Linked DNA regions of Homo sapiens: all the other regions are linked to region 1. A link is a loop called in an ENCODE intact Hi-C map of the cell type or tissue named here. Cell type or tissue: endothelial cell of umbilical vein. All regions are shown on one strand. Each heading gives the region's core, and the rest is flanking DNA. Links, peaks and the distances in the headings are about the cores only. Region 1 overlaps LOC101928387 (a long non-coding RNA gene). Region 2 holds the start of LOC124902892 (a long non-coding RNA gene). Region 3 holds the start of LOC105369687 (a long non-coding RNA gene).

Region 1 (10,614 bases), core at 1,405-9,404:
TTAATATGAGATCTTTCTAATGTTTCGCTGTGTGTTTAGCACTATAAACTTTTCTCTTAACATGGCTTTAGCTGTGTCCCTGAGAGTCAGATATGTTGTGTTTTTGTTCTCTTTAGTTTTACAGGGTTTCTTTATTTTTACCTTAATTTCATTGTTTATCCAAAGTCAATCAAGAACAGGTTGTTTAACTTACATGTAATTATATAGTTTTGACCAATTTTCTTTTCTTTTTTTTTTTTTTTTTTTGAGACCGAGTCTTGCTCTGTCGCCCAGGCTGGAGTGCAGTGGCGCGATCTTGGCTCACTGCAAGCTCTGCCTCCCGGGTTCACGCCATTCTCCCATCTCAGCCTCCCGAGTAGTTGGGACTACAGGAGCCTGCCACCACGCCCGGCTAATTTTTTTTTGTATTTTTTAGTAGAGACGGGGTTTCACCATGTTAGCAAGGATGGTCTCGATCTCCTGATCTTGTGATCCACCCGCCTTGGCCTCCCAAAGTGCTGGGATTACAGGCTTGAGCCACCGTGCCCGGCCGACCAATTTTCTTAGTGTTGATTTCTATTTTTATTGCCCTGTGGTCTGAGAGTGTGTTTGGTATGATTTTTTAATTTTGCTGATGATCACTTTATGGACAATTCTGTGGTCAATTTTAGAGTATAAGCCACATGCAGATGAGAAGAATGTATATTTTGTTGGTTTTGGGTGGTGAGTTCTGTAGATATCTATTAGGCCCATTTGGTCAAATGTCAAGTTGAGGTCCTGTATTTCTTTTTAGCCTTCTGCCTCAATAACCTGTTTAATACTGTCAGTGGGGTGTTGAAGTCTCTCAGTATTATTATGTGGTTATCTAAATCTCTTCATAGGTCTCTAAGAACTTGTTTTATGATTCTGGGTACTCCTGGGCTGGGTGCATATATGTTTAGGATACTTAGGTCTTATTATTGAATTGAACTCTTTACCATTATGTAATGCTCTTTTCATCTTTTTTTGATCATTATTGGTTTAAAGTCTATTTCATCTGAAATTAGAATAGCAACCTCTGCTTTTTTCTGTTTACTGTTTGCTTGGTAGGTTTCTCTCCATCCTTTTACTTTAAGCTTATGGTGTCATTGCATGTGAGATGGATCTCTTAAAGACAGCGTAGAGTTGGGTTTTGCTTCTTTATCCAACTTGCCACTCTGTGTCTTTTAACTGGGACATTTAGCCAACTTACGTTTAAGGTCAATATTGACGTGTAGATTTGATGCTGCTATCTTATTGTTAGCTGGTTACTATGCAGACTTGATTGTATGGTTGCTTTGGTTGCATTATAGTGTCAGTGGTCTCTGTACTTAAGTGTGTTTTTGTAGTGGCTGGTGAAGGTCTTTTGTTTTCAGATTTAGCACCTTCTTAGGTACCTCTTGTAAGGCAATGGTAATGAATCCCCTTGACATTTGCTTCTCTGAAAATGATCTTATTTCTCCTTCGCTCATGAAGCTTAATTTGTCGGTTTATGAAATTCTTAGTTGTAATTTCTTTTTTTAAGGAATGCTGAGTATAGGCCCCCAATCTCTTCTGGCTTGTAGAGATTCTGCAGAAAAATCCACGGTTAACCTGATGTATTTCCCGTCGCAGGTGACCTGCCTCTTCTCTCTAGGTGCCTTTAATATTTTTTCTTTCATGTTTACCTTGGATAATCTGATGATTATGTGTCTTGGAGATGGTCATTTCTCTGCATTTCCTGAATTTGAATGTTGGTCTCTCTGTCGAGGCTGGGGAAATTTTCCTGGATGATATCCTCAAATACGTTTTCCAAGTTGTTTGTTTTCTCTTCCTCTCTTTCAGGGATGCCAGTGAGTCATAGGTTTTCTCTCTTTACATAATCCCATATTTCTTGTAGTTTTTGTTTATTCTTCTTTATACCTTTTTTCTGACAGTTATTTTTGAGAATCAGTCTTCAAGCTCTAAGATTCTTTCCTCAGGTTGGTCTGTTCTGCTGTTAATACTTGTGATTGTATTATATAATTTCTGTAATGCGTTTTTTGGCTCTATTAGATCAGTTTGGTTTTTTCTTATAAAAGCCATTTCATTTTTCAGCTCCTGGATTGTTTTACTGCAATCCTTAGATTCCTTGAATTGGGTTTTGACTTTCTCCCCAGTCTTGATGATATTCAATCCTATTTATATTCTGAATTCTGGCTCTGTCATTTCATCCATTTCAATCTGTTAAAGAACCCTTGCTGGGGAACCAGTGCCATCATTTGGAGGAAAGAAGACACTCTTGTCTTTTTGAGTTGCCAGAGTTCTCGCACTGGTTCTTTCTCATCTGGGCTGAAGTTCCTTTATCTGTGCTGTAATTTGAGTACAGTCAGTTTTCTGGATGTTTTCAGAGGGCCGAGGCTTTGTGCAGGGTCTTTATTTGTATTAACAGGTGAATTCTTATCTTTGGTTTCACAGGAGGATGTATTAGCAAAACGTTTTTGGTGTTGAAATTTGGGCTGTGATCCAGCAGATGGCGCTTAAGTGTAATGGCCAATTAGGTAGGCTCTTGCTCAGCCATGTGGGTCCTCTGTATTTCCTTGTGTTTGTAGTTGTACTCCCTCTCAGCACTCCCAATGTTTGGGCTCCTCTACTCCTCGATTCTGGCTGCAGATCTCGGCTTGCCACTCCCGGGCTGCACACTGAAGTCCTGAGCCGAGCTCAGGCTTTATGTTCCCTCCACAGCTTGGAGGAAGCAGGGGAAGGGATCTTGGCGGTGGCTGTGGAAGAGGTCCTTTCACTTGTCTCTTGGGGATCCATCCCAGAGAAATGCCGAGCCGCTCCCAATCAGCGGGATTGGCCGAGGGTGAGGTGGCTGGGTTGTGGGCCTAAGCCAAGGGGCCCGGCCTGGTGGTGAACAGGGGGGCCGATGGCTCACAGGAGAGACAGACTGGCCTCTTCTCCTTAGGACGGCTGTGGTGTGCTGGAAGTGTGGGTAAAGCACTCAGGGTTTTTGTTCCTTTCCCAATCTGAAGGCAGCAAGGGCAGGACCGCTGCGGTGGCAGTGAGAGACGGGCTTCTGGTTGTCTCTGGGAGCTCTCTATCTTGGAGATGCGCAGAGCTGCTGCTAATGGGAATGTTCAGCCAGGGGGTGAGACGGCTGCGCTGCTGGCCTGAGCCGGCCCTGCTTGGTGAAGAGTGGGGGCCGAGGGCTCACAGGAAAGGAGACTGGGCCCCTCTCTCTGCGGTGACTGTGGCGTGCTGGAGGCGCCAGTAAAATTTCCAGGCTCTGTTCCTTCTCCAGTCCAAGGGCAGCAAGGGCAGAACCGATGCAGTGGCTGCGACAGAGGGGCTGTCGGTTGCCTTTGGGACCGCCCCCCCTCTCCAGGGAAACTCAGAGCCCCCAGCAAAATGGGTGTGCTCAGCCGGGGGTGGGGCGGCTGCTCTGTGGTCCAGAGCTGGGGGCCCTGCCTGGTGAAGAGTGGGGGTGGGGGCTCTCAGGGAAGAGAGACTGGGCTTCTCTCTGCATGGTGGCTGCCATGCGCTCGCTCGAGGTTCCAGAGTAGCGAGCAGGCCCTTTGTTCCTTCCCTAGTTCAGGCTGGTCGTGCGGGGGCCCAGGTTGGGAGGCCCTGCCCAGTGAGGAGGAGCAAGGGCTGTCACCCCATGGAAAACAGTCTGGCAGCTTTTCCACGAAGCGCTGCTGTGCTGGAGGCCTGTCTTAGTTCCTAATCACAGCTTCCCTCAGGAACCTGGGGGGCAACAGGAGAGAGGATGGCAGAGCAGCAAAAATGGTGGCCTGCCTGCATCCTCTAGGAGCCGTGGCCCAGGGAAGTGGAGAGTTGCCCCCCACCTAAGAGTTAGGCGGGGCTGGCTGCGCTAGGGTCCCAGGCCAGTGGGTCTTGTCCAGTGAGGTGCAGTGGTGCGAGGCTCAAACTCCTGGGCTCACACAATTCTCCTGCCTCGGCCTAAGTGCTGGGATTACAGGCATTAGCCACTGCGCACTCTACCTTTTTTTTTTTTTTTCTTATTTTTTCTTCCAAACAGGATTTTGAGAGCCAAAAGAAAGGAACTGAAAGAATCTAGGCACATTATACTATAGCTATATAATTAGCAAGAAACTTGAGGAAGAATGAGATTGCCTCATCTGTGGCCTTGGGGAGAGGAGAGGAGGACATCTGGGTTATGGGATTAGAGTTTACAGGAGATTAGAGTTATGGGGTGATAAGCCCTCTGCTGGAGGGTGGAGAGAAATGAGGTGGGTATCAGGAACCTGGTGAGTTTCACTGGTGGCTGTCCTGAGGCAGCAAATGGGAGCCAAGCTGAAGCTTATAGAGAATTCACCCATCAAAGGTGGACCATGTGCCATGTGTGGATTGTGCAGTGGGCCACCTGCCCACACACCAACACTGACAAGCTCTATCAAAATTGTCCAGTCTGTACATTTCAAGAGTTCAGTGTACTTCTCTTCCTGTTTTTCCCCTCTTCTCTTCAAATGCAAGGAAAGGGTAATCTTAAGATTCAGAAGAGTGATTTGTTTTTCCCCGCGTAGTGAGCAGTTTTCTCGCCCCCAACTAATAAACCATCTATTCTTTTCCCATTAAGCAATATATATCACATAAAAATTTCATTTAGAAATGAGCCTGTCTCTGGCAGATTCACCATTTTAATAAGAGGCCCTAAACTTTTCCATGCTTTCCATGAAAGCTAAAGGTCATTAGCACAGAAGGAAAAGAAAGAGCTGTGAAACATATCCATACTCTGTCAATGACCTGAGGTGGGGTAGGCAACTGCAACTGCAAGACTCATCAATTGAACATATGTAGGTTTTTAGTATCTAGTAGATTACACAAAACACATACAGGACTTTGTAAATTTGAAGGGAGAAGGTTGGAGAATATGGCAAAGGAGGATCATATCCGTACTAGTCAGCTAGGAAAAACAAGCTGGGAAAAAATGAGAACAGAGTAGATGAATTGCATAGGAATTTCTGAAATATTCTAAGAATGCCATGGATTAAATAGGATTTTATGAACTTGCCTGGGAAGCTAATGATCGTTTCTATGAGAAAATGTATTTCACTTTTCAACTCAGGATATCTGGAACATATCTCTCTTTGTCACAGTTCCAGAAGAATTCCCAGGAATTTAGCTTTCCCTTTACTCTAATCTCAGAAGGAGCTATACCCTCTTTGAAGCTCCATAGAGAGAAATAGGAACAAACTTACCCAAAACACACGGTGGGTATGAGTGCTGATTTTTATCCCCATGGAGAAAGGGAATTTTACAGCAATGAGCATAGGGTCTCTGGTGAAAGGTCATATCCATACATATCTTTATAGAAAAAAAAAAAGAAGGCTTGGAAATAGTGAGAACAAAGCCCAGAGCCCAGGGCTTGGTGGGAAAGCAGGCCCTGGCTCCCCTTCCTGCATGTGAGTTTTGACTTCTTCCTGTGCTGGTCAGGGCTGCAAATGGCTGATAATATCACTGAAGCCTGGACTATCTTCAAAGCCCGACTGGCACAAAATGACATATTAATGTAGTATCTCATTTCCTTTGCATTCTGGGGACAAGTGGGATTGGCTCGATGCCCAGGGATATCCTGTGAACTCATGGAATAGGACTGGGCTAAGCCTGGCTAGCACCTGACAGATCCTGTCTATGGAACTAGGGACATTTTTTCTCACTGCTTGAATTGGTTGGAACATAAAACTAAGATGGCATTTGATCTGTCTTGCAAAGATTTGGTTCAGAAAAATCTTACAAATATGCTGATAGTAACTAAAATTTTCTCTGTATCTGTTGCTTAGATGCAATAATTATGTGTTGAAAATTGTATATATATCATATTTATATACTTTAGCACCTAGAAATGGAAGTATTTAGTGTTATGGAAAAACAGATGGATAGATGAATAAGCTCTCTCTCTCCTCTATTTTTCTTTCCCCATTTTATACTTTTTAAAAGTTAATTTAATAGGTAGATTAAAGACATCTTTAAATGACTGTAAAAATAAAGTTCATGTTTAGACAAATTTCCCAGTTGGAATTCTCTGTTTAAAACACTCTGTTTTCATGACCTGCACTGTTTATTTTACATTCAGAGATGTGAGCACATGGGAACCATTTGCAGAAAATGTCTCTGTTTACTTCTAAAACTGATATAATAGAGAAGCAGTGGGTAGAGGTTCAACCAGCTGACTTTCTAAAGCTAGCTGTATAATCTTTCTTTTTATTACTACTGACATGCATTTATGAAAAGAAAATGGAAGTTACGGAGTGTAATGAAGAGATAAATTCAGGCTATCTCTGAAAGTCTATGTAACACCCAGAATTTACAGAAATAAGGAAGTTCATAGTGATCCTTTGTGGTTGAAGTCTGGTAAGAAATGCTCAATGCCATTTTACCTCTTTGGACTGACAAATAATAATTGATTATAAAATAAAATGGACAGTCCCAGTTTGGACTGTCAGCACATCTACTACCAACAGTAGATTGCAAGAGCCTTCCAACTCATCTCTCTACACTCAATTTCTCCCCCCACACTCAATCCATCCTACAGCCTGCTGCCAGAGTGATCTTTAACACTGACCATAGCTTTCCCTGTCTTAAAATGTTGTAATGTTTTTTCCCTGTTGGTTTTGGGAGAGGTGAAAACTTGAGGTCTGTTGGTTAAAACAAGCTGAAGCTAGTTTACTTAAAAAATGTATATATGTGTGCGTAGTTTACTTAAAAAATTGTGTGTGTGTGTGTGTGTGTGTGTGTGTGTGTGTAATACACACAGACACACTTTTTCCTCCATAAACTGTGAGCCTGGAAAAACATGTAATAGTTGCCAACTGGGAAATTTGACAGGAAATCTAGATAGCCTGCTCTTATTAAAAACAAACAAACAAACAAAAAACCCAGAAGCTCTGGTAATGCCAGCCTTACATTTTTGCATAAGAATAATTACATTGTTCTCTTTGGAAGGACATGATTTCCCCTGTTTTTCACAGGATTCTATACTTTCTATTCTTCTTCTCATTCATATGATCTCATTTTGCTAATTTCCATGATCTATTTGGTATTTACAGGTATTTAAGTGTTTAACTCTTGGACTGTGGGCTCAAGTCCAGGTCCTTAGATTTGTGTATAAGAACCATCTGGTTTACATTAACTTTTTAAGGCTCATTTCTCACATCTTCTCCTCTTTAATTTTATTCTCCAAAAATAAGGTTGTCCTAATACACTATGTGATTTTTACTATTTCTAGGTCTTTCTATCTATCTGAAAAGGCTTCTCTATTTCCTAAATTATTTCTTCCCTCTTGAATGTGTTTCCTGATTTCCTTAGCGTTAGACATTCTTTCTTGGTATATATTTCTTGATACTAAAAATACTGTACTTTCATTATTGATTGTATTACTCTATATTTTACTTATTTGTATAAAATAAGGAGACACTTTCTTTTATATGAGCAGCAGGTGTAAAATTTCTTGTGGGGAAATCCAAGCCTTTGAAGAGGAGTAGCTTTGACCAGCTTGTTCAGGAGCTGAAGTGGAGGCCTCCAGGCTGAGGTGGGAGCTGTCCTGGGACTCAGAGAACCAGAGGAACCTCTGCATGAGTTACTGTTATGGAGGCAAACAGGAGGCTATGGACTGGGGCTGGAAGGAAAATTGAAGGACACAGAGAAGAGACTTAGGAGACTTGGGAGGAGAGAATTTTTTTTTTTTTTTTTTTTTTTTTTTTTTGAGACAGTCTCACTCTTTTGCCCAGGCTGGAGTGCAGTGGCACAATCCCAGCTCACTGCAGCCTCAACCTCCTGTGCTCAAGGGATCCTCCCACTTTAGCCTCTGTAGTAGCTGGGACTACAGCCACGGATCACCATGCCTGGCTAATTTTTTTGTATTTTTTTGTAGCAATGGGTTTTTGCCATGTTGTCTAGGCTAGTCTGGAACTCCTGGGCTCAAGCGATTTGCCTGTCTTTGCCTCCCAAAGTTTTGGGATTCCAGGCATGAGCCACTATGCCTAGCCACAAGAACTTTCAAATGGAGGATTTTAAAAGTAAACACCACCAGAAGAAGCATTAGTTGAAAAGCATTAAAAGAGACTGACCCTGGAGAATGGAGTAGGAATAGAAAGCAGGTAGGGTGAGGCAATTGCTTTTCACTGTAAGCTGTTTATAGTTTTTGAATTTCAAAACTCAAGTGCATGTAATAGTTTGATAAGTGATTTAAACATTACTTTTAGGAAAACCTAAATGTAACAATTCATTGCGTGTAATGTGAAACATGTGCATGGTGTAATAAATCACCAAATTTGGAGTGATTGTTTTTTTCACGAAAACCAGTGAAGAAGCTGATATCTGAGGACTGGCTGATGTGAGACCAGAAGTGTCAGCTTGTGAAGGTACGAAAGCAGCTAATATCTTAGCCACATTTGTATTTTTCTAAATGCACTCTTAAAAAAATTATCAAACTAGTACATGCCCTGGATTTAAAAAATTACAGAAGGCTGGCCGGGCATGGTGGCTCATGCTTGTAATCCCAGCACTTTGGGAGGCTGGGATGGGCGGATCACCTGAGGTCATGAGTTCGAGACCACCCTGGCCAACATGGTGAAACCCCGTCTCTACTAAAAACACAAAAAATTAGCTAGACTTGGTGGTGGGTGCCTGTAATCCCAGCTACTCGGGAGGCTGAGGCAGGAGAATCGCTTGAACCCAGGAGGCTGAGGCAGGAGAATCACTTGAACCCAGGAGGCGGAGGTTGCAGTGAGCTGAGATTGTGCCATTGTACTCCAGCCTGGGCAACAAGAGCAAAACTCTGTCTCAGAAAAAAAAAAAAAATTACAGAAGGCTTTAAATTAAAGAATCACAGTCCCTCTCACCCCCTCTGCGACTGTTTTCCAGCTACAGTCTCATCCTCTAGGGTCAACTTCTTTTAATTCTTTCAAACTTACTCTATATTGAGCTCTTCTGGTTAACTTTATATCTCCAAATAATATGCTAAGGTTACTGAGGCAGATTATATTTTCTAAAGATCATCACAACAATACCTCCTTTTTCCACATAACTCTCTAGAAACTGGCTTTTCTCCTATCAAGAGGTAGAGTATTTGCCCTTCCTTTGAACCTTGGAGACAGCCTTTTTGACTGTCTTGGCCAATAGACTATTGTAGAAGTGATGTTATATGACTTCCAAGGCTAGGTCCTAAAAATGTCATGAGCTTCTGCCTTATTTTTTTTTTGAGATTTTTGTCCTTGGCACTTAGCCACCTTGCTGTGAGGAAGCCTAACACACAAGTAGAGTGATCCAGGTTGAGGGAGCTGAGCCTTTGGCCCTCAGCTCTGCAGCCCTAACTGAGTTACCAGTTCACATTGAGCATCAGCTTGTCATACATGTGCATTAAACATTTTATTTTATTTTTTATTTTTCTTTGAGACAGAGTCTCACCCTGTCACCCAGGCTGGAATGCAGGCACGTGTTCTTGACTCACTGCCACCTCCGCCTCCCAGGCTTAAGCGATTCTCGCATCTCAGCCTCCTGAAGAGCTGGGATTATAGGCTTGCGCCCTGATGCCTGGCTAATTTTTTTATTTTTAGTAGAGATGGGGTTTTGCCATGTTGGCCAGGCTGATCTTGAACTCCTGACCTCAAGTGATCTGCCCCCTCGGCCTCCCAAAGTGCTGGGATTACAGGCGTGAGCCACCATGCCTGGCCTACCTGTGCATGAAACATTTAAAACATGCATTGTTCCAGATCCAGTTTGATCGATATCAGTTGATGATTCCTGGAAATAAGCTCCTGCCAAATCCTGCCTAAATGGCAAATTTATGAGCAAAATGATTCGTTGCTGTTGTTTTAATCTACAGATAAGTTACTATTTCTTGATTTATTGGCTTGAGGGTTTATCTCTTACTGCTGTGCTAGATTGATTTAGTGTCCTTATAGATATTTTTTATTAGTCTATTGTACCTTCTTGTAGAGTGTTCTTTCATCTTTCTGTTTTCTATTATCTTTTTTTGTGACTACACCTGATAGGATGTTTGACTTCTTGAATTGATCTGAAATGTCTCTTGTTTTTTTCTCTACATTTTTTTTGTTTTTTTCTATGGAAGATTTTCTCAACTTTATTTTCCAATTCTTCTATTGACTATTGTGGTAGGCTAAATAATGGCACCCAAAGGTATCTATTCTTAATCCCTGGAACCCATAAATATTACCTTATATGGCAAAAGGGAGACTACTCCCTTATAAAGCAAAAGGTGTGATTAAATTAAGGACTATGAGATGGAGAGATTACCCTGGATTATCCAGGTGGGCCTAAGGCAATCACAAGTATCCATAGAAGAGAAGGCCATATTATGAAAGTGCTATAATTTGGATATGGTTTATCCTCACCAAAACTAATATTGAAATTTGATTCCCAATGTGGTGGTACTGGAGGCGGGGCCTAGTGGGAGGTATTTGGGTCATGAGGGTGGATCCCTCATGAATGGGTTGGTGCTGTTCTCACAGCAGTGAGTTCTTGTTCTGATGAGACTGGATTAGTTCTCTTGAGAATTGATTAGTTCCCTCAGGAGCAAGTTGTTATATTATAAAGTGAGGTTCCTCCTCCTGTTTGGTCCTCTCTCTTTGCATGTGTTAACTTCTGCTTTGGCCTTCTCTGCCGTGTTATGAT
Region 2 (10,614 bases), core at 1,053-9,052, 300 kb before region 1:
GCAGTGAACCAAGATTGCTCCACTGCACTCCAACCTGGGCAACAGAGTGAGACTCTGTCTCAAAAAAAAGAAAAAAAAAAAAAAAGGTGTGAATTGCAGTAAATGGAAATTGCTAGAAATGTGGAGATGGAAGAGGCACCACTAAGTACTTCATTTCTCACCTCCTTTCCTTTCCATGCACTCTTTTTTTTTTTTATTTTTAATTTTAGAGTGTGCACACAACTAAAAGAAAGAGGGTAAAATTAAGGGGGAAATTAATATATATTTTTCAAGTTAATAGTTATATTTTTTCTTGATTCATTTCCATATCTCAGGTAAAAGATAAGTCTACTTTCTCTGAAATTTGATAGCAACGTTCTATGTCAGGAATCACTTACCTTTTTTTCTTTTTCTTTTACAGAATCCTATATTTTTATTTAAAATGATCGTGTCATTTTCAATCAGGCAGCCCATCCAAACATGCGGACCTATTATTTCTGCACTGATACAGGAAAGGAAATGGAGTTGTGGATGAAAGCCATGTTAGATGCTGCCCTAGTACAGACAGAACCTGTGAAAAGGTAAAGGCTTGTAGAAAAAATGATGGTGATTTCCACTTCCATTTTATTCCATGCCTTGCAAGTATTTCACTGTCATAGTACATATCATTTTAATAGTCATGGTATGAAATCATTTTTTCCTCAGAAAGCAAGGATCAATTCCTGTTCTGAATTAAATTAATACACATTTTGTTAGTTTGCGATACCACCTACATTTTTATTCCACTTTTCTTCTTTTTCTTCTTTATTCATTTTCACCTATCGGTGTACTGGGGTGAATCCAGAATCCTAACATTCAAACTGAATGTTCTTTCTTCTTACAGAATTACCTTTAATTTCCGGTGAGTACGTTTTTAATTGTTACCTTAAAGCTACACAGATTTTTATCCTTTGAGATAGTGTTTTTAAGATTCTAAATCTTAGAAGAGAGTTTATTTTTATGAAGTTAATTTGTGTTTTTCTGTAATAGTGTGTTGATGTTTCTAAAGTGTGATGAATTACAGTAAGAAACTTTGATAGTTTCATTTTTTCAACATTTCTGATTAATTTTTATTGTTTTTGTAATGAATGTCTCCAGAAAATAGTTCGTCAAGCATTTAGATTGTTTCCAAATCCACTTCTTGGTGAATTGTACCTTTTTTATATTGAAACTCCACTACTCAGATTCCTTGATAATATAGATAAGTGCTGTTAAAATTGACCCATGTATTTTTCCCTGCTTGAAGATACGAATCATTTTAATATTCTTCAGTATAGCTAGTTAGAGGAAATCTGATTCTCAGACTACATAAATACAAGTAGTATAATGTGCTTTTTAAAAAATATATATTCCTGTAATTCGAAGAAAAAATTATGATGCAAGTTAATTTTTCTTCCAGTCAGTGACAGCTGAGCACATATCTTATGTAAGAAAGATGCTAATGTGCATCTTTTTTCCCTCTTCTTTTTTTTCCCTCTTCTCAGGAAATTAGGGATTGTTACAGTATACATCTAGTCCTTTGTTTTTCTTATTCTAGTGTGCATTTTAATAAAGTCTTGGCTTTTTGGCTAAAAGACTTAGGTTGATGCTGTGTATTTGTGCTATTTTTGTAAATATCAAGTCTAAATCAAGTTACCCAATCACTAGTAATTAGAGCTGGGGAAAAACTGAAAAGAAAAGAGGGTCTAGGATATAGCTCTAGGACATCTATTTTTAAGAAAAACCACTTTTGCCACATGCATATTGCAGGATGAGAGCAGATAGAAGGAAAATCTGTTTTTGGAATTGCATGTGTAAAAATTACCTGAGTAGCATAAAGATGAGGTGGTTAGCACTGATAACGAGAGAAAATGTGTAGGTGAAGAGAATTCATTTAAAATCTTCAGGCTGAGCATGGTGGCTCACACCTGTAATTCTAGCACTTTGGGAGGTTGAGGGATCACTTGAGCCCAGGATTTTGAGATCAGCCTGGGCAACATGATGAAACACCATCTGTACCAAAAATACAAAAATTAGCTGGGCGTAGTACCACACTCTTGTAGTCCCTGCTACTCAGGAGGCTGAAGCATGAGGATCACTTGAATCAGGAGGTTGAGGCTGCTGTGAGCTGTGACTGTGCCACTGCACTCCAGCCTAGACAACGGAGTGAGACCCTGTCAAAAAAAAATAAAAATAAAACTTCAATACTTTTAACTTCAAAGCAAAATTTTTAGGAAATTGTTTAGAATACAGAAATCTGTATAATAATTAAAATATTTATGTCCAAATAATTTCAATATTGTATATTATACTTTTCTCAGAATTTCAGCATGTTTCTACTTTATTTTATTAAATTTACCACTCTAAAAACTGATAATTACTCGTAATTTGGGATGATAAAGATGGCAATTATTTGGCTTGGCTTTTGGCAACCTGATAGTTCACTAGTTAGGTGCTTATACAGTTTTCAGCCGTCTTTGTTAGTGTAATCTACTCAGACAAGATTTATTAATACCACCTGCGTGCCCAGCTTAGAGTCCGTTATCCTGTAGAAATTATGTGTTTTCTTCTACTCCTAGTTGTTGGCATTTTTATCCCACTCTATTAGATTTAGTCATTCAAAGTGAAAGTAAGTATAGAGAGATTTTGTTTGCTTGGTTTTAAGCTAATGCACTCATTTTGCTGTATGGCTCAAATACTTAAAATATTTATCAGAGCTTATCACTGTAATACAACATCCAGTTTTTAACTTGAGAGTTCATTCTCCCTAACTTTATAAAGTATTTCACCTGTTCACGATAATGTCATAGTCTCCTAGTGTGCAGATCATTGATGGCCCAAAGAAAAAAAAATCTAAGTATAATATGGATTCTCTGAATAATTTTCATCTCTAAGCCCATTATTTTCATTTTATATATCTCAGTGTATTTTCTGCAATAACTTAAATGTCACTTTTTAAAATTAGATCACAAGTTTTATATTATTTATGGTACCTTAGCATACTTTTCTGAGTCAGCTTTGTTCCATTTAGAGAAAAGTCATCATATGTGTCTTTTTGACTACTTTTTCAATGATAAATCTTGGGGAAAAAGAAAAAAAACCCACCACAGTTTTAATTTAAAATAATAGCTTTAGGCTGAGCACGGTGGCTCACGCTTGTAACCCCAATAATGTAGGAGGCCAAGGTGGGAGGATTGCTTGAGCCCAGGAGTTCAAGACCAACCTAGGTGACCAGTGAGACCCCGTCTCTAAAAAAATTTAAAAATTAGCTAGGTGTGGTGGCGTGTACCTATAGTCCCGGCTGCTCGGGAGGCTGAGAGGGAAGGATCACTTGAGCCCAGAAAGTTGAGGTTGCAGAGAGCCAAGATCACGTCACTGCACTCCCCCCTGGGTTATACGGCAAGAGACCTTATCTCAAATAATAATGATAATAATCATGATGACAGTAATAATAATAGCTTTAGATAGACTACAGTAAATATGTTTTAAAAATCTTTTCAGTTATTTTATGTTTAATGTTAAAATTCCTACCCTCCCAAATAGCAAGGGATACATATGCTTTTAGTGTAAATGTTCTATGCCTTCTTTGTTGTTCTTGTTTTGAGATGGAGTCTCGCTCTGTCGCCCAGGCTGGAGTGCAGTGGCACGATCTCAGCTCACTCCAAACTCTGCCTCTCAGGTTCAAGCAATTCTCCTGCCTCAGCCTCCCGAGTAGGTGGGATTACAGATGTCCTCCACCAAGCCAGCTAATTTTTTTTTTATTTTTCGTAGAGACGGGGTCTCACCATTTTGGCCCGGCTGGTCTCAAACACCTGATCTTAGGTGATCCACCCACCCTGGCCTCCCAAAGTGCTGGGATTACAGGCATCAGTGGCCACACCTGGCCAACTTTTATTTTTCAAGAGAAAGAAGCACATAGTCTATCTTAGTAAATTTTCCCAATGTCTAATGTTGCCTCCAATCTAGAAGCCATGGTTTATATTTAACCTAAATATATGGATGGTTCATAACTTTACTCCAAGAAAAATAGTCACCTTTTTTTTTTAATTTTTTTTCCTTGGTGACCATATTCCAAAGCTTCTAGATATCTTCATCTATAGTTGATTACAGATATATGTATATAGATCTACATCCTTTCCACACGTCATAAACATTGGCAGCATTACCACACCTAGTTTCTGATAGAAGCATTTTTATTTATTGGAATATGGAGGGTTGGCTGGCTCCTGAGAGGCCTCCTAGAGTGGCATGATCTTGGCAGTTTCGTGCAGGTTCACACACTCAGCTTGATCTTTTCAGAGTCTGGAAGTGATTAGGCTCAGGGAAAGACCTAGATATGGCAACTAGAATAGTGAGCAAGTACAACTGTCGAGTGACCTAGACACATGCTGTTAACGAGCTCATTCTTTCAGTGGCCAGGTGGACATGGGATGCCAGATTCTAACCCAAGATTGCTTGATGTGTTGGAATTATAATGGTAAAATAAGGTCTGTGCCAGCCACTCATTAACTCATCTGATTCTCACAAGAACCCTCTGATCTTGGTGGCACAATCATACCCATTTACCAAAGAGGAAGCATAGGCACTTTAAGTGTTCTGTACTTTGCCTGAAGACTCAGCTAGTAAGAACAGAGTTGCAAGCTGGACATGTGCAGTCAGACTCCAAGAGCTCTAAAATCATACTGAGTTCCTCTTGAATACAAACAAAAGGAGTTAATTATATGGTTCAGATCTTTGATAGCATCAGACTATGATTTCCTGTTGCAGCCATTTCCACAACCAGACTCATGTTTGTCTCATGAGTCAACAAGCAGCTAACCTTGGCTGGGAGCCATGTGGCTCCTTTCAAGGGACTATCTACTGTGGTCCTTTAAGTGTAGACTTTGTGGTTTAACTGTCATAAGGCAATCTTAATTTGCTTTATTTTCAGATTCCTAATGGTGGGAGCACACATCACTTTTTACGCTCTAGTTCTTTATGTTTTCTTTTTCCCCCTTTCTGTTTATACATTCTGGTGTTGTGCTTGAATGTTAATATCACAGCATTGGGTATTTGTGTAGACTTGTCCACTGTGACCCTTTCCAGTCCCCTGGCCCCCACCCCCGTAAAGTATAATTTTTCCTAGATTGAATCCCAGAAGTAATATGTACATTATTTCATCTGATTTACTATGATTTTCTTCTCTGATTTCAGAGTGGACAAGATTACATCTGAAAATGCACCAACTAAAGAAACCAATAACATTCCCAACCATAGAGTGCTAATTAAACCAGAGATCCAAAACAATCAAAAAAACAAGGAAATGAGCAAAATTGAAGAAAAAAAGGCATTAGAAGCTGAAAAATATGGATTTCAGAAGGATGGTCAAGATAGACCCTTAACAAAAATTAATAGTGTAAAGCTGAATTCTCTGCCATCTGAATATGAGAGTGGGTCAGCATGCCCTGCTCAGACTGTGCACTACAGACCAATCAACTTGAGCAGTTCAGAGAACAAAATAGTCAATGTTAGCCTGGCAGATCTTAGAGGTGGAAATCGCCCCAATACAGGGCCCTTATACACAGAGGCCGATCGAGTCATACAGAGAACAAATTCAATGCAGCAGTTGGAACAGTGGATTAAAATCCAGAAGGGGAGGGGTCATGAAGAAGAAACCAGGGGGTAAGTGTCTGTCTTGTCATTATGAACCCAGGTTTCTTTGATGCTGTGTTGGTGGAGATTGGTTTCTGAGCTACTGATTAAAATATTGGTTTAAATTGTGTTTTAGCTGTTATAGCTTCATTACTACGTCTTTTGTTTATAATGATCAGATATAAGTATTTATTCTCTGTCTCTTATGTTCTGTCACCCAACTTTGCTAATGGCAAGGAGTCATCCTTCCTGGCCAAGCACAAGGAAAGGCTTGGGTTACAGGCAGAGATCGAGTTTATTTGGGAGAGGGAGGGAGCAAGCCCTGTCCTCCCAACCCACCCCTGTCTTGTCCCCTGCCATTATCACCTCTTCTCTGACTGTCCTCCATTACCAGTTTCTGCAGGTTGGTACAATGCAAGGATCTCCTGAGACAAGTAATATGGAGGCAGCAAAGGCCTACTGCTCTCTAATTCCCAGTCTTATTCTTGGGCTTTCTTTAAATCAGAATGCACATAACTATTAAATTCAAGGCCAGGCGCAGTTTTTCGGCTTGTAATCCCAGCACTTTGGGAGGCCAAAGCAGGAGAATCGTTTGATGCCAGGAGTTTGAGACCAGCCTGGGCAACCTAGCAAGACCCTATCTCTGTAAAAAATTCTTAAAAATTAGCCAAGCATAGTGGTGCATACCTGTAGTACCTACTACTTGGGGGAAGTTGAAGTGGGAGGATTGCTTGAGCCCAGGAGTTGGGAGCTGCAGTGAGCTATGACTGTGCCAGTGCACTCCAGCGTGGCAGCACAGTGAGAACCCAACTCTAAAAAAAAAAATGTAAATATATTTATATGAGCATTTATTCATTTTTGCATGCACCTTTTCTTAATATATTTATTTTGCAACTACTATATGCTAATTGTGGGACCGCAAAGTAAAATAATGAAAAGATACAGTCCAGATACTCACAGAGATAATTCTCTAGTAGAGGAGACAATTGAATAAGTAGATGCAATTTAGTGTGACAAATACAATGAAGGCAGACCAGGGTGCTGTAGGAACACATTTCGGGACAACAGCACAATCTTAAGGATTCAGAGTCTAGGAAAACCTTTGTAGAGGAAGCAAAACACAAGCAGTGATACGAAGAATAACATGCATATTATGGCTTAGATATGCAAAGCGCCAGGCTTGGTAGAGAACAGAAGAATCAAAAGAAATCCAGTATGACTTGATTGTAACTGGGGAATCAATGAGTGAAGAACAGGCTAGAGACATAAGCTAGGAGAGAGAGATTCAGATTGGTGTCTCAGAAATCTGGATAATAAATTGGAGAAAGTTCAAAAGTTACTTAAGTGATTGAAGTGAGAAGAGGATGAGGATGTATTCGGGATATAATTGACAAGTCTAGTTGATTGCTTTGATGTGCTTGATTGCAAACTCGTCTTGCTCAAGATTAAGTTTGGTGCCGGGCAAGGTGGCTTGAGTCTGTAATCCCAGCACTTCGGGAGGCCAAGGCGGGCAGTTCAGTTGAGGCCAGGAGTTCGAGACCAGCCTGGCCAAGATGGTGAAACCCCATGTCTACTAAAAATACAAAGATTAGCCAGACATTTTAGTGCTCACCTGTAATCTCAGCTACTGGGGAGGCTGAGGCAGGAGAATCTCTTGAACCCGGGAGGCAGAGGTTGCAGTGAGCCAGGATCGTGCCACTGCACTCCAATCTGGAAGTTTCTTGAAGGAAATCAAAAATGACACCCTGCCTTTTAGGCCTGGGCAACTAGGGTGATTTGGTGCCTTTTACTGCAAAGAAAAGATTTGGGAAAAGAGAAGATAGTGGTTGGATGGGTTATGTGAGGTAATACATATGTTAATTAGCTTGGTTTAGCCATTCCACAATATACATATTTCAAAACATGTTGTTCACCATAAATATATATAATCTTATTTGTCAATTTTCTTTAAAAAGGAAACTGGCAGATGCTCAAATTTACCAGTAATCAGGGAATTGCACATTAAAGAAACAATTAGGCATTATTTTTCACTTACCAGATTGACCAAAATCATAAATAAAAGAATTAAGGCATAGATGAATAAAAATTAGATTACTTAATGTTGGATGGAATGACAGACATGAATAAGCTTATATATTACTAGCAGGAAAATAAATTAATACAATGTGATTAGACAGAAAAGAAGCAGGAAGCAGGTCTGGGGGGAAAAAAATGAAAGGATGTTTGGAAGTACTTGGGAAAGTAATCACTTTCAGAAAAATTATAAAAATCCAAATCAGAAGATTGGTGCGTCTCTGCTCACCAAGTTAAATCTTACTTCAAAGAAGAATCACTTTTCCCCGAAAATCATACTTTCTTAAGTTTAAAAGTGTATAGAGAGAGTCAACAGATATCTGGAAATTAGAGGATTTTTAAAAATTGTGAAGTATAAATACTAGTTTTAGGTTCCTTTATGAGTGTAATTAATATCAGTAAAGTCTTTCAGTGACTTCTTCCTTTTGGACATACACCAACAGCTTCTGAAGGCTGGTTTTAGGTTATTTTGAGCTAAGATTTTCTCTGGGTTCCTCCTACATTTTTGGGTTAACTGTTATGCCAGTTTTTATAAATACTGTTATTTAGATGTTCTTTTGAAATGGCTTGAGTCCACTTTGGATCATAAGAAAATATCATCTACATTATGATATAAACTTCATCATAAAAATAGTTGTAGTGTTTTATAATGAAATGATTTTTTATTGGTGGAATGAAACAATTGTAATTCAATATATAAATCATTTTTTAAAAAGCTTTATGAAAGTCTTCTATTATTAAAGTTCTGATAGAAAGAAAAAGGTTTAATATTTAGTCAAAATAGTAGATCCCTGCATCTGTGAACAAAGCTTTAAAGTTTCATTCTGAGTGGCAGGCACTGTTAAGATGCATGGTCCTTAAGCCATTGTTCTGCATGGCAGAATCACAGGGAAAGGGCTTTTATGGTGCTTGACAGGCAGCTGCTGGCCAATGGGGCACTAAATCTGATGTAGGAGCTTAGAGTGTTCATTTCTTAAGCTTTCAGTTAAAAGTAAATCACACTTTGCTTAATTTGAATTTCTTTGGGGAAAAAAGTCACTAAAGGGAATTGTAGTTTTGAAAAACAGGTCTCAAAGTGCTAGAAATATATGGGATAAAAATAAATTTGCTTGATAATAATTTAATTTTTAATTAAAATTCCCCAAATGTGGTTCCAAAGATGACAGAAGAGCCTTTTAATGTCATTAATTAGGCAAGCTTACTAAAAATATATATATCCTGCTGTTAATGATCATATGATAGTTGACAGTTCAGGTTCAATATACGTCTCTACAACAGGGTCCAACCCAAACATTATGAATACTTCAGAGCACTTGACAAAAGTGTTTTAGTGTAATTATATTTTTGAACTATAATTTAGATATTAGTTTATAAGCAACTTTGGGTGTGTTTTAGATTGATAATGTATGTCCCCTTCCTTACATGTTTCTATGATATAGCTCAGTGCTTAATCTCTAGCTTTTTGCATATTAAGCCTCCTGTAGTATTTCTTCAATTTATGAATGACCAAACAAACCAAGGTGTGTCAGAGTAAATTGCTTTAGTACTAGGGCAGTCTCTTTGATGGAGTCAGCTTTCCCTAGCTGACATATTTGCACATAGTCATGGGATTGCCAGCTCTGGATGTTTTCCAGTTTCTGGCTTTCGTGTGATAGGAGACGGTGAAGATGGGGAGGAAGACCAAGCAGAAACAAAATAGGAAATACCCATGGAGGGAAAGCCTCAAGGAATTGAACTCTTTATACTGGTTATATAAGAGCAATTGGGTACCTTTCTCCCTCTCTCCACCCCGAAGGCATCGAATCGGATGGTTGGCCTGAATGCAGCGGTTCTTGTCTGGAGACATTTCGTTCAATTTTGAACAACCTCTTTTTGAGTAGAGACATTGAAATCCTGAAGAACAACCACCATGATGAAGGAAATTTAGTTTAGGAGAAACGGTTGAAAGAATTAGAAATATTTAAAATACAAAATAAGGCATAGAATTTTAGAGCTCTAGAATAAGTTTATGATGAAATCATCTTCTAGATGAGAAAAGAGGATCCCAGTTTCAGTTGGCCATTGGCTAGATTTTAATAGCATATTAAAGAGCTCTCTGGTGCGATAAGATTATATCCTTCCTAATTTTTAATACCTTTTTATTTTTAACTAAGTCATTGTGATAGATGAGTATGGTTTTTTAAAAATAATATTCATATCGTGGCAAAATTTAAAAATAGAGGGATTTTTTTAAAAAATCAAAAAGTTTAGGGATCACTGGCATAGTTAAAAGAGTGCTGCTTTAGAAAGTAGGAGACCTGCATTTTAGTTCTATTTAGCCCGCAAGCTCTTTCTGTAACCCCAAGTATGATCTCTTGGACCAGGTGTGGCTCACACCTGTAATCCTGGCACTTTGGGAGGCCAAGGTGGTTGGATCACCTGAGGTCCGGAGTTCAAGACCAGCCTGGCCAACATGGTGAAACCCTGTCCCTACTAAAAATACAAAAATTAGCTGGGTGTAGCAGCAGGCACCTGTAATCACAGCTACTCGGGAGGCTGAGGCAGGAGAATCGTTTGAACCTGGGAGACAGGTCCAGTGAGCGGAGATCATGCCATTGCACTCCAGCCTGGACGACAGAGTGAGACTCCATCTCAAAAAAAAAAAAAATACATACATATATATATAAAATCTCTTGGTCTTTTCTCCCCTACTCCCCTACCCTGCCCCCAATATTCTGAAAGCCCCAGAATATGTAACTCATCCAAGGTCTAAGTACTTAATAGGAAAGCAAGAATCAAAACTTGGCTGTCTTGATTTTTGATCAACCACTTTTCCTGTTTTACTGTTTTCCCACTATATCCCCTCTGGATGCTTTAACCCACAAAGAGAAGGTATATTTAACATGAGATTTTTCTCTTAGTGTAAAGGTAACA
Region 3 (10,614 bases), core at 1,317-9,316, 640 kb after region 1:
ATAGAGGTGGCCCTTACAGGCATCCCCCCAACAAACAATCTTAGACAGTATTTTATCAACCGGGAAAGCAATATTTACAGATGCTAAAAGATAAAAGGCTTTCTAAAAAAAAAAGAAAAAAATTCAAGTGTCAAACAAGCAAAGGAAAAGGAAGAAGAAAGTTACAGCATTGGCTGACTTGAGGGTCTTAGCAAGAATTTTCTAAATCTACAATAATGATATTTCAATAATAAGTTTTTGATTAGTTAGATGGTATAATGTCAGTAGGATAGAATAGCCAAAGTTATGCTGATAGCAAGGCATTAAAAGATATTTAGAGCTGGGACCAAGGTGGTGCCTCACGTCTGTAATCCCTACACTTTGGGAGGCCGAGGCAGGTGGATCACTTTGAGCCCAGGAGTTCAAGTCCAGCCTGGGTAACATGGCGAGACCCTGTCTCTACTTAAAATCCAAAACCAGCTAGGCATGACGGCAAGCGCCTGTAGTCTCAGCTACTCTGGAGGCTGAGATGGGAGGATGTCTGGAGCCCAGGAGGCAGAGGTTGCAGGGAGCCAAGACTGTGCCACTGCACTCCAGCCTGGGTGACAGAGCTATACCTTGTCTCAAAAAAATAATTAAAAAAAATACTTCATGGGCAGAATGTAGAATATTTGTTAAACTATTTGTTGGAGGAGTTTTAAAGAAAATGAAGGAAGAAAGAAAATAAGAAATAAAAACAGGCTTATTTAATGAGCCCCTTCTAGATGCCAGAACAAAATATAAATTGAATAAATAATAAAAATAAATACTACCTATTTTAAGACAGAAAATATATTTGAGATGTTTCTACTCATTTCTTACTAAGAATCAAGTCAGCAGTTGGGGGAAGAAATAGATATATCACAGAAATAATTCATTTATTCAAATTTATTTTTGTTAGTTCGCAGAGTAAGAATGCAAATGTCTTGGATTTCATTCTCCAGCAATTAGCAGTATATTTTTAAGCCAGTTGGAAAAAATGCTGTTTCTGGGATAACTAAAATCTTGCAAATGAAAACTCAAGATCAAATAATCAGCTGTGCAAGGTGGTTCATACCTGTAATCCCAGCAATTTGGAAGGCTGAGGCAGGTGGATTGCTTGAACTCAGGAGTTCAAGACCAGCCTGGGCAAAAAAGTGTGAGACCTCATGTCTACAAAAATAAATAAAATTATCCAGGTGTGGTGGTGCACACCTATAGTCCCAGCTACTTGGGAGGTTGAGATGGGAGGATCACTTAAGCCCAGCAGGTCGAGGCTGCAGTGAGCCATAATCACACCACTGTACTCTAGCAAGACCCTGTTTAAAAAAAAAAAAAAAAGAAGAAGAAGAAAAATCTATCCATATATAAACTTCACTATATTGCAACCAATGTTTTTGTTGGCAAAAGCAATTTTGATATAGACAAGAGATCCCTTCTCTATAGTTTTTCAGAGATTTTTCTCTCCAGGGATTTATATTCTAGAGGCCTAAAACAAAAGTAAAAGTAGACTTAATTCATTCTGTTTCCCTGTCTTTTCTCTTCTTCTTCCTTTTAGCCTAATCACCAAATATTTATTTTTGGGCACTGGGCTAGGTGCCATGGAACAAGAGATGAATAAGACATAGTCCCTGCGATCAAGAGGTTTATCATCCAGTGGGAGAGATAGAATAAATAAAAAAAAAAATAAAGTGTTGTGGCTTTTTCATAAAAATATGTACCTATGGGGAAAAAGAAGGAAGAAGTTAGTTATATATATTAGTCTGCTTTGTCTCTTTTGGATGGTAGTTTAGATAATTATGAGCTTATATTTGCAAAATGGGCAAAGTGAAAAGAGCGTTCCAGGTGGAAGCAACAACACAAACAAAAGCAAAGGCTTAAAATAACAGGTGTGTGCTGAAACCCACCCCATGGAAGGAGGCCATGCTTCATGGCATAAACAGGCCCAGGGAACTCAGTTTGTGACAGCAGGGAGAAATGGAGGCGTAGGTGAGGGTGGTTTTCCTTGCTTCATGGGTATATACTGCATTGGTACCTATGGCCGGTTGAGGGATGAGGGGTGGAAAGTGAAGGGAGGATGTTTGCTTTCTTTCTCCATCACACCCTGAGTTTTCACTGTAAGAAGGAAGGGAATGAGGGAGCCTCTATTCCCTGTCTTTCAGAATGGGCAACCAGTTCTCTTCACCACCCCCAGCTTATACTCTTCCAGAGTGTATCTTTAAACATTGGGACTGTTTTTATCTTCAGAACCTGGAGGAAAAATACTTCATAGCCCTCTGCACAAAGGCTTGGCCAAATTGTGATGTATAGGAAGGACCGGCTTGGCCTCAGGAAGGGACCATTCATTTTGATAACATCCAGCAGTTGGAACTTCTCTGTAGATGTGAGGACACATGGTCTGAGGCCCCATATGCGCAGGCTTTGTTTTGGGGGAAAATGGCGGTCAGATTCCTCCCTGAGGTTTATCTAAGTGTTCCTAGCAAAGGAAACTTTGTCCCCTCCTCTTTCTCTCCCTTCCCCTCCTCTTTCTCTCCCTTCCCCTCCTCTTTCTCTCCCTTCCCCTCCCCTCCCACTTCCCACCTCCTCTCCCCTCCCCCTTCCCACCTCCTCTCCCCTCCCCCTTCCCACCTCCTCTCCTTCCCCCTTCCCCTCTCCCCTCTCCCCTCTCTCCCCTTCCCTTCCCCTTTCTCTCCTCTCCTCTCTTCTCCTGTCCTCTCTGTCCCGTCCTGTCCTGTCCTGTTCCATTCCATCTCTATTCCTGTCATCTTTGTTGTTGTTTGTGCTGGGAAAGTCTGTGCTGGGAAAAGGAGTTTGGGCCAATTTGGTAAAAAGAAATTTGTTTCTTTGTATATCCATTTATTCATTCAACATACATTTATGTAGTACCTACATTATGTTCCTGGGAAATGAAGAGAAAATGACTTGATCCATGGCCTTAACTTGTCTATTTTACAGCATAGTGGGGAGAAGATATAGGAACTACTACAATACAATGTAATAATTCCATAATGAAGGTATGTATGAGCTGCAGAGGAAATGCAGAACATAGTAAGTACTTGAGGTCAGACTTAAAAAAAATGAGTAATTTTCTGTGGGGAGAGGAAATCAGACAGAATAAATACATTTTATATTCAAAATTTCAGACAAGTTAGGGAACCTGGCATGTTTAAAGAAAAACAAATGGCTTAGAACGACCTGAGGAAGATAGATGGGTGAAACCATTGAAGCTAAGTGAGGGCCAGATTTGGAGAGGACTTCATGACAAAATTTTTAAGAGCTATGATCTGATCAGAATTGCATGAGCAGAGTAAAAAAAAAAAAAGGAACTAACATTAGTTAAGCATGTGTGCTAGCTCTGTAATGACTATTTTTACTCTTTTCCTCTTTTTTAAGAGATGTGGATCTCTCTCTGTTGCCCAGGCTGGAGTTCAGTGGTGCAATCATAGCTCTCTCCAGCCTCGACCTCCTGGGCTCAAGCAATCCTATCATCTCAGCCTCCCCAGTAGCAAGGGGTACAGGCACATGCCACCATACTTGGCTAACTTAATTTTTTTTTTTTTAAGAGACAGGGTTTCACTATGTTGCCCAGGCTGTTGTCAAATTCCTGGCCTCAAGTGATCTCACACCTTGACCTCCCAAAGTGTTGAGATTACAAGCATGAGCCACCACACCCGGCATGTGATGACTCCTTTGGATATAATATCTCAGTATGATCCAGTGGGAAGAGCACAACTTTGAGTCTAGACAAACTTGGGTTCAAATCTTAGATCTTCTTCATTAATTTTAAGAGTTGGGCCAATTATTTAAGTTCTTTGAACTCCTACCCTCTTCATAATGTTTAATTCATAACCTGCAGGCTTGTTATAAAGAACAGATGCTAGGTGTAAAATGAATAACATAGGAAGTATAGCTATATTGTTACTACTAATAAACTTTGTTAGAGCCAAAATTCAAAGCCATGCTTCATTCCAAAGAATACACTTAACACGGACCTAGTCAATAGGAGGCTGCAGCCCTTTGGCCAGAGTGCTTTGTTTAGCAGTGAACACACAATTCATTCTGAGTACACCAAAGTTAACCCCGAGAATTATACGGGAGTTGTGATCTAACAGCTGTGTTTTTCTGATATATTTACAGCAATGAGGAAGTAAGTGTAAAAATCACTTTTTACCACCATGAAGCATGAACCAGCCAAGAAGTAAAGCCAAAATAGAAGGAGGCAGAGTGAGGAAAAGGAGAGCAAGTCCTAGTTCAGCTGCACCTAAGTCAGTACAAGCAATGAGCTTTTTTTAGGTAAATGAGCTAAATACTAGTAATAACTACAATAATAACAACAGCTTTTCTTTAACTCAACTTGCATTGAGTCTTCAGTCACTTGTATCCAATAGTACACTGACTAATTAAATTGGAATGAGCAACCTAGAAGCTCACTTTGGAATAGCAATAATGTAGACCTGGAAGAGTTTTCATCAATAAGGGAAAGAAACTAAATATGAGGAAGTGAAGACAGTCCATGTAGACTGCTTGTTCTAGAAGCTGATCTATTTTTAAAAAATTACAAAGGAGAAGATTCAGTAGCTAGAGTGGAGGCAGAATCGAGGAAGTATTTATTCCTAAGATGGGAGAGACTTGAGCATGTTTATGCACAAAGGGAAAGATGCCAGTGGAAAGGAAAAGGTTGACAGTACTGAGAAGAGAGTGGATAATTAATGGCAGAAATCCAGACGGACACAGAATGTGATGACTATTTCTGTTGCCATGAAATCTCTAGTAAGGTCTAGGGTCTGCTCAGACGGTAAATTTGACTGAAAGTGTTCAATATTTTTATTTTTTATTTATATATCTATTTTGGCTTTTCAGCATGTCTATTATTTTTATGTCTCCTCTAGTCTTGTCTACTGTCCTAAAATCAAGTGAAGTCTGATAATACCCCACTGTCCCCACCAAAAGCAAACAAACACAAAAATAAACAGAACTCAACTAAACCTCCCTATTCAAACTAGTGGAGATCTTCATGGCCAAAGAATACCCCAGATTACTAAAGGCATCTCAGAACAGTCATTTTGCAGGCTTTCAGTTTCTGCTTTCCTTTTTTGCCTGCAATTTTGCACAATCAAATGCACAAAAACAATGGGAAAGGGGATTACGTCAAATGTACGAAAGAAATGGCAGGAATCCAGTGGGAAAGACATGCCCTCCACATTTGGCAGGAGGCGTGCTGGGAGGCAGTGGCTTTGCAGAGTGATGAGTCACACTTGAACAGAGGCTCTGGAAGGAATTAGTTCAAGAGAAGGCTGGAGAGCTCCCTGAAATGTATGAGTGCCTCAGGCCATTAGCAATGTGTGTGTGATCACAATGAGACAAAGGAAACCCTGAGATCCGCAGACTTTCTTTCAGGAACCAGCAGAGTGTCCCTAGCTGCTCTTTCCTCCCTGGTGGGTGTAAAACCACAGCCCTTCTGTTTTAGTGGGAAAACGTTTCAAGAGGACCACTTTTTAGAAAACTTTGTCTGGGCCAAAGAATGCAATATGAGTGTAAAATACGTAAATAGATAAAGCAAGCCATGACTCTGAAGGAGAGATTTGATCTGCTCAAAGGTCAATTGGGCCACAAAATTAATGAGCTTGAGAAAGACAGGACAAGAGATGGGAGAGAAGAAATCTGTGTGTTGAACTCTGCATCAATTAACAAAAGCAAGTAAGTATCTGACTGGCAGCAAATTAGCTAGCATATGGACGAACTCTAAAATAACCAGGCATAGAACAAAACCAAATTTAAATATCAGACTTATCTATTGAACGGTATTGCAAATATCAAATGCCTTGTACTATAAATATAAAGCTCCCAATTCTTATGCTAGTAAACTGCTGAATATTTAATACCTTGAGAAGGGGTGGGCCACGTTTTTGAAATAATGTTAAAAGTATATAAATATAAATATCTATCTACATAAATAACATCTATGCTGATCCTGTTTATGTACAGTTTCACAGCATTCATGTAACTTTGCGAGCAGTAGTAAAATTCTAATTCTACAAGAATGAATTACATTTTAAGCTTGTGATATAGAATAACATGACTCTTTGTTACACTGTATGTTCAGATTTTGCCAGAAAATAAAAGAGAAGTGAGGTTTTTATAGGCTGAATTATCAAAATGTCACCTAAAACCCCACAAATTGGTTTTTAAGTGAAGTGCTATGAAATAAATAAAATTCTCTAGTAGACAATGCCGTTGAGTTTGTCAGTTAGTTTATAAAGTATCACGTGATAGAGCATTGTGTTTCTAAAGCATTAAATAATAGATCAAATGCTATGGCTATTGAAGGATGGATCAGTGCTGGATCACCTAAAATAGATTAAAAAAAACTGCTAGTGTAGAGGCAGTTGTGCAATAATGTCAGAACGCAAGTTCAGAGTGTGCCAAAACATCTGCTAATTTCTAGCTGTTATAATATAAAACTTACTTTTTTCATTTCAAAAGACCAAAAAGTACTTGAGATGAGAGGAGGGAAATGTCTTCACTTTGGGGACTTACGGCGAAGACACAAAGTCCTTACAACACAATTGTGATAAGATGACTTGAACATTTCATTATTCTACTTTCATTTACTTAGGAGAATAACCTTGACACTAAATTAATGTAGAATAAAATGGAAGTTTCTACAAAGTGTAAACATCTCTACCATGTGACTAGAATGATGTCAGCAAAACTAGTGATCTGAGGCCAACAGTGAGCTGTGGAAGGATGTCCTCTAACAATAATTGAAGGGAGTGGGCTGGTTTGGCTTTGACTTTTAAAAATTACTAGAGATGCGTGTTCTATGTCTCTCCTGCCATTTGAAAGGCACGTGTGTACATGAGAGCTGATTGTGTCCATTCTCCCTTTGCATGATAATTCTTGGCCCTTTGCCTGGTTTACTTTAGAGTTTGTATTACCTCATTATTTATATTTTTCTCCAAAGTCCTGCTCTGAAGAGCTTTTCCTGAATGTGATTTTTCTGTCTCCATCTTCAGAGTTGGCCATGCAGAAATCTAATAATGTCAAACCATTGCCCTCAAGGATGTGATAATAATGACTTCTGCTTGGAGATGGCAACCAGTTAATGCAGTATACTCAGGAGGGCTTTTGAAAGACTGCAATACAATTTCCCCATTTTACAGATAAAGAAACTGAGGTATATTTGAAAATGGAAGAAATAACAATTTTAATGGTCAGATGCCAAAATATTAAGGTAAATAAGAGCTGACATCTGCTATGCATCATATCCTGTGCGAGATGCTAGGCTTTTTAAATGTGTTAATTCTAATTATTCCATTAATTTTGTAAATTAAACGGGACTGTTTCCATTTGTTGCTAGGTGACAGGGCTGGGATTTGACACCAAGCCTGTCTCCTTCCAAAGTCTGTTCTTTATGATATCACACAATGCTGCCTCTCCATTGAAAAGATAAGTTTATTATGTTTTTAAGTAGTAGATTGCTTCTTAAAGCATTTTATTAACTATTGTTTTATCCTCAAAGAATCTTTTCAGTTTAATAGGTATTGTTAACTTTTTGTTATAGAAAAAGAAACTGAGGTAAATGAAGACCCACTGACTTGCTTACAAAGGTTAATCACGTTATGGGAAATAAAATTCAGGTCTTTTGTGTTGAAAGACTGTGCCATTTACATTGTCTATTTCAAGTATTCATTTTTGGATAAACCCAAAGCAGTTAAGGTCAATGATACATGTATAGGGATTTCCACAAATAACCACATAATTTTACATGCCATTACCAAGACTGTAGGTAAGAGGTACTATTGTACACTGTAAAGAAAAATACAATTAAATGTTTCCTGAGAGCAGGAACCCTACATCCTCAACAACTAACATAGTGCCTTGGCAAATAGTAGGTATTCAATAACTGTTTGCCAAATGAATAAAGAATAACTTAATAACATTCACAGTTAGAGGGAACTTGTTAGTGAGGATGAAAATGAATAGTCAACATTGATTTGCAGTTGAAACTGTAAAGCTGCAACTTCTTAGCTTGTCTGTTAGGCCGCTGATGAAAAACAGAGAGAATACCTTCTCTCAAAAAGCTTCACGGGGAAAATATGGTCTGAGAAATAATTTTTAATTTGAATATGCACATAATCCAAATTCATCTATACACCAAAAATTCCATAAGTGGTATATACACTATTCAGTGGATACACCAAAAATGGCCTTATGTCCTAAGAATTTGTTCTTTCAGTCAATAAACAAATTTTTTGGAGTGCCTACAGTGTGTTAGTCATGGTTCTAAATAGTAGAAAAATGGTAGTAAAAAAACAGAGAAAAATGTTTCCCTCATATACCATACATTCTAGTATAAGAAGTGAGAGTAAACAGTTAAATTTATATTATGTCAAAACAGTGAAGAAAACCAAGCAGGAAATTAGTACTGGTGTGTATATATGTGTGTCTATATGTAAGTAGGTGCAGTTTTAAATACAGTTATGTAGGAGTCCTCACACATAAGATGACATCTGACTGAGGATATGAAGGAGGAGAGATGTAAATATTTGGGGACAGGGGGAGATGATGGGAAAAGCATTTTTAGAAATGGACTAGTACATGCAAAGTTCCTAAGGCTGGAGAGTGCTTACATTGTTGGAGAAGAGAAAGAAGCGTGGTGCTGGAAGAGGGAGCATGGTACGCAACAAAGTCAGAGCAGTCAGATGGGGATAATATAGGCCCTTACACATGGTTGTAAGGGCTCAGAATTTTCTCAGCATGGGAAATCATTAGTGGGCTTTGAGCAAAAGAATGACATGATTTAAATTGTGCTTCATAAGAATTTCTCCCACTACTTACTGTTTTTTGAATGGAACAGGGTCAAGAGTAAAAGCTATTACAATGATCCAGGTGAGAGATGATAGCAATGAAGTGGTAAAAAGTGGTCATATATTGAATATATAGTTGAAGGCAGAATTGCCAAGATTTGTCAAGGGACTGGATATGGGGCAGAAAAGAGATTAGTCAAGGATGACACAGAGGTTTTCAGCTGGAGCAACTGGAAGGTTTGAGTTGCCATTTACTGAGATGGGAAGGGGTCGAAGAGGAGATTTAAGAGATTAGGAATTCAGATTGGAGACGTAAAATAGGAAGCTGGGTGTGTGAGCTCAGAGGAAATGTCTAGGCCTGATATATAAACTGGAGAGTCATCAGCTCATCAGCCTATAGATGTTATTTAAAGTCCTAAAACTGAATGAGCTCACCAATGAAAGTCTGTTTGATAGATAAGAGAAGTCCACAGATCAATCCATTGCGAGAGTGAGGATAAACACTGAGAAATAGCATCCAGTGAAGTAGTAGACAAGGCAGAATTTAATATTTAAAAGCCAAGTGTTACAAGTGTTTTAAGGATGTTGATTAATGGTGCCAAATGTTGCTTAACAATCATGGAGGTGAGAACAGAGAACTCATCAAAATAATTAACAATGGGAGATCATTCCTGACCTCAGCAAGAGCTGTTTCACTGGAGAGATGGGGCCTGATGTGGTTTGGCTCTGTGTCCTCGCCCAAATCTCATGTTGAATTGTAATCCCCAATGTTGGATGTGGAGCCTGATGGGAGGTGATTGGCTCATGGGGCCAGTTTCTTGTGGTTTAGCACCATGTCCCCTTAGTACTGTCCTCATGAGTTCTCATGAGATCTGGTTGTTTAAAAGCGTGTAGCTCCTCTCTTCCCTCTCGCTCTTGCTCCTGCTCCCACCATGTGAGACATCTCATTCCCCCTTTGCCTTCTGCCATGATTGGAAGCTTCCTGAGGCCTCCCAGAAGCAGAAGCTGCTGTGCTTCTTGTACAGCCTGCAGAACCATAAGCCAATTAAACCTCTTTAAAAAAAAAAAAAAAATTACCCAGTCTCAGGTCTCTCTTTATAGCAATGCAAGAATGGACTAAAACAGGGCCAAAGATCTGAATTAGTTTGGGTTAAATAGAGAACAGAAAGAGAGGAATTGAAGGCAAAAATAAATATACAATTTTATATTTTGATAAGAGAAGAGCCAGTGGGTTAGTGAAGATAACAGGGTAATGGACAGTGAGTGTCCGTGTGAAAACATCTACCAGCATACCTGGGAATAGTATGACCACAGCAGAAAAATCAGCTATCATGTTATACGGCTGTGTGGAAATCTATGTCCCTGGTGGGGAGACATTTCTCAGAGTAAAAAGATGAAGGAAAACTTAATTGACACATTTGAAGATATAGAGTATTTTCCCTGTGACTGACCCATTAGTCCGGTGGGCCTAACGAATGGTTTTAGGAATTGGAGAATATTAGGTGACAAGGTCAGGTTAGGAGATATACAGAGCGATATGGGTTTGGGGTCCCAGAGACAGGTAATGACCTAGGAGTCAAGTGCTTCTCTGACTAATGTAAACAATAATAGATAATCTTAAGCAAATCATATGCACAAGGTTGTGAGTAATGGAGACGAGGGAGGAGGAGATGGGAGTATTGCCAGGAATATACAGAGTGCTGGGGCATTTGTTATGTGATACCTAGACTTGCCCAAATTTTCTTCTTTTTCTAGATGGTAGATTTTTTTGAACTTTCTGCCTGACTCCACTTTTCTTGTAGTGTAT

What was found. Hi-C counts contacts between places; a loop is a spot of excess contacts. Peaks named below come from ENCODE experiments on the same cell type or tissue, not always from the same donor. Only the 100,000 strongest peaks of a DNase experiment are listed, where the experiment ranks them.
Region 2: a loop joins it to region 1, with 19 times the contacts of the local background. A loop is called at or near these places in 2 of 110 quality-filtered maps.
Region 3: it touches region 1 in a loop (11-fold over the local background); 2 of 110 quality-filtered maps call a loop at or near these places.

Annotation. Positions count from the first base shown.
Region 1 is chr12:19,570,543-19,581,156 of GRCh38, forward strand. The region is part of intron 3 of LOC101928387 (a long non-coding RNA gene); the gene reads left to right. Among named protein-coding and RNA genes, the nearest start is that of AEBP2, 140 kb to the left of the region's middle. RefSeq lists an enhancer at 2,603-2,692. In endothelial cell of umbilical vein, for the core only: a CTCF peak has its summit at 2,494 (motif pointing right); DNase peaks (open chromatin) are centred at 2,509, 4,359, 5,489, 6,789 and 1 weaker place; H3K27ac peaks cover 5,268 bases.
Region 2 is chr12:19,269,326-19,279,939 of GRCh38, forward strand. It overlaps PLEKHA5 (pleckstrin homology domain containing A5), which reads left to right. Exons shown (of 32, transcript NM_001256470.2): 9 at 445-560; 10 at 863-880; 11 at 5,191-5,658. LOC124902892 (a long non-coding RNA gene) reads right to left here and starts at 9,561. Exons shown (of 3, transcript XR_007063235.1): 1 at 9,472-9,561; 2 at 7,241-7,417; 3 at 6,359-6,440. In endothelial cell of umbilical vein, for the core only: no CTCF peak of the experiment used is centred there; a DNase peak (open chromatin) is centred at 4,746; H3K27ac peaks cover 1,516 bases.
Region 3 is chr12:20,207,643-20,218,256 of GRCh38, forward strand. It overlaps LOC105369686 (a long non-coding RNA gene), which reads left to right. Exons shown (of 3, transcript XR_931417.2): 2 at 2,953-3,011; 3 at 4,135-4,791. It overlaps LOC105369687 (a long non-coding RNA gene), which reads left to right and starts at 4,799. Exons shown (of 2, transcript XR_001749039.1): 1 at 4,799-5,694; 2 at 7,014-7,667. RefSeq lists enhancers at 4,517-5,258, 5,259-5,999. In endothelial cell of umbilical vein, for the core only: no CTCF peak of the experiment used is centred there; DNase peaks (open chromatin) are centred at 4,679 and 5,179; H3K27ac peaks cover 1,391 bases.